Regions from separate parts of the Homo sapiens genome. Here region 2 is linked to region 1. Evidence: chromatin loops called from intact Hi-C (ENCODE). Cell type or tissue: CD14-positive monocyte. All regions are shown on one strand. Links, peaks and the distances in the headings refer to the core of each region. The heading gives the core; the rest is flanking DNA. Region 1 overlaps ZNF770 (zinc finger protein 770). Region 2 has its middle 42 kb from the start of NANOGP8.

Region 1 (2,919 bases), core at 270-2,769:
ATTTGTGGGAAATCTTTTAGACAGTCAGCTCACTTAAAAAGACATGAACAGACTCATAATGAAAAGAGTCCTTATGCATCTCTTTGCCAAGTAGAATTTGGAAACTTCAACAATCTTTCTAATCATTCAGGTAATAATGTTAACTATAATGCTTCCCAACAATGTCAGGCTCCTGGTGTTCAAAAATACGAGGTCTCAGAGTCAGATCAAATGTCAGGAGTTAAGGCAGAGTCACAGGATTTTATTCCTGGTAGCACCGGGCAACCCTGTCTTCCTAATGTACTTTTGGAATCAGAGCAAAGCAATCCTTTTTGCAGTTATTCAGAGCATCAGGAGAAAAATGATGTCTTCCTGTACCGATGCAGTGTTTGTGCTAAAAGTTTCCGATCTCCATCTAAACTGGAAAGACACTACCTAATTCATGCAGGGCAGAAACCATTTGAATGCTCAGTTTGTGGCAAAACATTCAGACAGGCTCCTCACTGGAAGAGACATCAGCTTACTCACTTTAAAGAACGACCACAAGGGAAAGTGGTTGCCTTAGATTCGGTTATGTAAATTGTCGCAACCACTAACAATTGTGGTCTCTGGTGATCTTATTTTTAAAGCCTGTATTATTTAAAATGCATTTTTATTGAAAGGCCTGCATTAAACTGAATGGTTTCACAGGCATTTGCTTGTCCTGCATAGTAAGGAGGTAGAATACATAGAAAATTAATACAATGTTTTAGAAACAGCCAAGTTAATTTTAGAGGCAAGAACATGATTTGATGCTATAAAGTAGGCATTTTAATATTGTAAACATATACTTTGGCTGTATTGAAAAATATAAATCCATGATGGCTGTACAAATAATTTAGCCTCATTCATTTTTTAAAGGAATTATTCCTTAAGACATGCCATCTCTTTTTAGATATACTCAAAAGACTGAGAGGCAAAACTTGGCTTTTAGCTGCAGCACATAGCCCTGTTATATTTGATTTATTTTACATTTCATATGAAAGCATAATTTTGTCCACATGTGACTCAAATTGCATTGGTAATTTTTTTTTTTTTTTTGTAAGTTAAAAAAACTACAGAGACACTAAAGGTGAAAATGGATGAGACAATTATAGTATTATTTTCATTGGTCTTTTTTTTTGAGATGGAGTCTCACTCTTTCGCCAGGCTAGAGTGCAGTGGCGCCATCTAGGCTCACTGCAACCTCCGCATCCCAGATTCCAGCGATTCTCCTGCCTCAGCCTCCTGAGTAGCTGGGATTACAGGTGCCTGCCATCACGCCTGGCTAATTTTTGTATTTTTAGTAGAGACGGGGGTTCACCAAGTTGGCCAGGATGGTCTCGATCTCTTGACCTTGTGACTCACCCGCATCGGCCTCCCAAAGTGCTGGGATTACAGGCATGAGCCACCGCACCCGACGGTCTTTTCAAAGCTATTTATTTTTAGGACTATGTGGTAATTTCACCTTCAGGTGATAAGGATTTTTTTTTTCTCCCAGCTAGTGCTATCTTTCTCAAAATAATTTAAAAGTAGGCGAGAGGCTAGGATGTACCTATATTTACCATGTTTACTTACCAGGAATATTTTCTAAGTGCCATAGTCTTTTTCATAATACGTATGAGTTTTACCTTTTCAGAGGAATAATTTCAAGTCATTTATTTGCTCATTAATGATAGCAGTAGTCATAGACTTAAGACTATTCTAGAGATCTTCATCTCCATAAGACTTTTACATTTATTTTAGTAAACTTTTCTTTCTATGCCTCTTTAATGGAGTGGTTCTGTTATTTAAGCCTGTTCTAAGTTTGATCAAATGGCAATGACTAGGTCTAGTTTTAGTTTTTATTTTTGCAGGAGTCTATTGCTAAAGAATTTTATTTTGATGCTTGTTAAATTTTTATTTTAATTAATAAGGTAGTCATTCCTGTAGAGGGATAAGATGCTTGTAGAGTTGTGGGTATCATTCCAAATAGAACTGTTATGATTTGGGAAATATTCTTTACTACAAAGGACTTATTTCATAATTACAAATTTTCCTTCATATTTGCCTTTGTTTATAAAATCTTCAGGAATGACATTCTCTAGCAATAAAAGGAATGAACCGTTATGTTTCTAAGCTGAAAAGAGGAACAGGTGGGTAATTATCCTGCCATACTTAAATATAGTGGAAAATCCTCTATTGAGAATGTGGATAAATGAACAATTGTAAGTTTTGCATCATAAACTGAGAACTTTCTTTTGACAGGGGGGAGGCGGGAGGGATAGTAGGTGGGGGTGATCTGCTTGCTTCTTTTACCACAGGTGATTTTTAAGTAACTTGGGTTTAATTTACAGAGATGAAACATGACAGTCTGAGTAAAATACCCAGTGATGTAGAAGTGTGCCTGTTTATTATGTAGATACAGACATCCAGCAAAAACAGGAGAATCACATGCTTTAAAGAACACTTTCTCTTAGGTTTCCTTGAGATATGTTCCTCCAGTGCAAGCAAGATAATGGTTTACAGAATTTGCTTTACACAAAACTTGTCAAGAACTCATCTGTTAAAAGCAAGGAATAACTAGTTTATATTTTCCAATAATGTTCAAGGTTTTCTCCTTAATATGTTTGAAATTATTGATTTTGGCATTTTTCTAAGCAATTTATGTAATTTTATTTGAAGAAAATGTTTTGTATAATGTTTTTCCCAGCCTAAACAGGGAGAGTCCTAACAGTGTTGTGCTTGTATGATTCTGAGACTTTATTTGCGTAAGTGATACTACTATACTTTATTTTTGACCCATGCCTTTTTAAGCTGTTTCATATTGAAAGGTGGAATATTGTAAAAATTTTGTCAAAGATGTACTGTAGTGCTATTTGAAGTACCTGTAACAAAACAGTTGGCCCTCTGTATCCATGTACTCTGCATCTGTGGATTAAA
Region 2 (2,919 bases), core at 299-2,798, 63 kb before region 1:
CGCATCGCTGGATCAGGAGCACAGTGGACACCCTGCTGGATCCGGAGGCCAAAGCTCAGCTCCAGCCGTAACAATCATGGACCAGAAGAGTGTGCAGTTGCAAGATTTAATAGAGTGAAAACAGAACTCCCATACAAAGGGAGGGGACCCAAAGAGGGTAGCCGTTGCTGGCTCCAATGCCTGGGTTTATATCCCGATCATTGTCCCTCCCCCTGTGCTCTCAGCCCATAGATGATTGGCTATTTCTTTATCTTCTGTTTTTGCATAATTAGCATTTTAATGAACTCTCTTTACTACCTGATTGGTAGTAAATTGGTAGTGTGAGCTAAGTTGCAAGCCCCGTGTTTATGTGGTCACCTTCCCAGCTAGGCTTAGGGATTCTTAGTCAGCCTGGGAAATCCAGCTAGTCCTATCTCTCAATAATACATTGTTCTGTCTGGAATTATTACATTTCCGCATAGTCTCTACTCCAGTCTCCCGAGGAAGGAACTATGCAATGTTTTCATCTGAACCACAAGGCCCGCCACAGTCCATGGCAAGTGTCTGGTGTTTTAATGAGGACTAAATAGATAATGCTGTAAAAACTCTCTAAAAATTATAAAATGTGGGCCAGGCGCCATGGCTCACGCCTCTAATCTCAGCACTTTGGGAGGCCAGGGTGGGCGGATCACAAGGTGAGGAGTTCAAGACCATCCTGGCCAACATGGTGAAACCCCATCTCTACTAGGTACAAAAATTAGCTGGGCATGGGGGCGCGCACCTGTAGTCCCAGCTACTCTGGAGGCTGAGGCAGGAGAATTGCTTGAACCCAGGAGGTGGAGGTTGCAGTGAGCCGAGATCATGCCACTGCACTCCAGCCTGGCGACAGAGCGAGACTCTGTCTCAAAAAAAAAAAAAAATTATAAAATGTGACACAAATACAGGCAGCTGTCATTGTTTATTCAATAAAGTTTAAAATGAAGAAATCTATTTAAAAATAAACACTTTAAAAGATAAAAGAGTGCTGACTCTTTAAAAAAAAAAAAAAAGTAACAGCACTGAGAAGAAGGTAAGTAGTATACTGACATGTGCAGGCAAAATGAATCACCAAAGTTCCCTGGAGACCTGATGGTCAGACTTTAAATGAACACTTTATTTGAATCTCTAACTCATTCACAGGGAAATTGGGAAATTTTCATTATTCTAATAATTGTGTTATGATTTTAAAAATCTAAAGAAATTGCCACATTCTAGCTTGCTTAATATTTCCACAGTGGAAATAAATGATAATACAGGTTTTACTGAGATTTTCCATTTGGTGAACACAGCAGGCAAGGAGGTGGCAGCTGAGCTCTGTCAATGAGAAATCAATTTGGGTTAGACTGATATGAAAATTAAACTACTGTACTGTATCAGAATATGGCAAAGCACTTTTAAATCTTAGCCTTCGTGATTTATTGAAAAGAAGGAAGTGACTTATTGGAAAGGAGGAAGTAAAGAAGAGAGTAGCAAAAGGAGTTAATGATGACGAAAGATGGAAGAAATGAGCATGAAAGCAGCCAATTCCTTCAGTTTTTGCACCTGTGTTTTATTACATTTAAAGGGAAAGCATCAAAGTTGAATTGATTTTATTTTTTCTCTTTTTTAGGCATAGGGAAAAAATTAAGGGATAAAAGAAAGAACTGTGATAAAGTAGAAATGAGAAGGAAGAGTTGTGAGTAACAATAAAATAGTTGGTATGAAAGAGCAAAGGAAAGACATGGAAACCCAAGAAAAAATAGGAGGAAGAGCGGGCAGCGTTGGTCCCTTTGTATAAAGTGTTTTTGTCACTCAAAATTATAAAACAAGTATCTTGATAATGGTTTAATATTTATTTTCTTCTGCTGCCGCAGCTTTAGGCTCATCACCCTACTTCTTATTCTAAAATGGTAAACATTGATGACAAGTAGCCCCTCTTTCTCACTCTACCCTTAAGTTTTTTTTGTTTTGTTTTGTTTTGTTTTGTTTGAGACTGAGTCTCGCTCTGTCGCCCAGGAGTGCAGTGGCACGATCTCGGCTCACTGCAAGCTCCGCCTCCCAGGTTCAAGCAATTCTTCTGCCTCAGCCTCCCAAGTAGCTGGGACTATAGGCGCCCACCACCACGCCTGGCTAAGTTTTTTTGTATTTTAGTAGAGACTGGGTTTCACCGTATTGCCCAGGCTGCTCGCGAACTCCTGAACTCAGGCAATCCGACCTCCTCGGCCACCCAGAGTGCTAGGATTACAGACATGAGCCACCACGCCCGGCCTATCCTTCAGTATTTTAACAGTTTTTCTTTAGGCCAGAATTTCAAGATCCATATATCTTGAAGTTTGGAGCAACTGCATTGAGATTATTTTTTCCAGAACAATAAAAACAAATTCTCAGTGGTTAGATAGATCATCAAAACATTAATAGTGGCCCAAACTGCTGGACTCCAAGCCATTCTAAAACTTTAGAAATGAAAACGAAATGGCTGTATTGGTTTTTGTTTGTTTGTTTGTTTTGAGACAGAGTTTCGCTCTTGTTGCCCAGGCTGGAGTGCAATGGCACAATCTCGGCTCACTGCAACCTCCGCCTCCCGGATTCAAGCGGTTCTCCTGCCTCAACCTCCCGAGTAGATGGGATTACAGGCATGCGCCACCATGCCCAGCTAATTTTGTATTTTTAGTAAAGATGGGGTTTCTCCATGTTGGTCAGGCTGGTCTCGAACTCCCGACTTCAGGTGACCCGCCTGCCTCGGCCTCCCAAAGTGGTGAGATTACAGGCATGAGCCACCCTACCCGACCAAAATGGCTGTATTGTAAACTTCATCTCTAAGATTGGTATAACTATATCTATAGGTTACAGAGTCTTTGTAAGAAGGAAATGAGTTCATGTATATAAAGCAACAAGAGTGAGGCACATAGCAAGAGCTCTATA

What was found. Peaks named below come from ENCODE experiments on the same cell type or tissue, not always from the same donor. Only the 100,000 strongest peaks of a DNase experiment are listed, where the experiment ranks them.
Region 2: a loop joins it to region 1, with 7 times the contacts of the local background. A loop is called at or near these places in 5 of 110 quality-filtered maps.

The regions. Positions count from the first base shown.
Region 1 is chr15:34,978,998-34,981,916 of GRCh38, reverse strand. It overlaps ZNF770 (zinc finger protein 770), which reads left to right. Exons shown (of 3, transcript NM_014106.4): 3 at 1-2,919. The coding sequence ends at 558. Among named protein-coding and RNA genes, the nearest start is that of ZNF770, 7.8 kb to the left of the region's middle. In CD14-positive monocyte, for the core only: a CTCF peak has its summit at 1,218; no DNase peak of the experiment used is centred there.
Region 2 is chr15:35,042,067-35,044,985 of GRCh38, reverse strand. No RefSeq gene overlaps it. Among named protein-coding and RNA genes, the nearest start is that of NANOGP8, 42 kb to the left of the region's middle. In CD14-positive monocyte, for the core only: no CTCF peak of the experiment used is centred there; a DNase peak (open chromatin) is centred at 1,465; H3K4me3 peaks cover 460 bases; H3K27ac peaks cover 1,401 bases.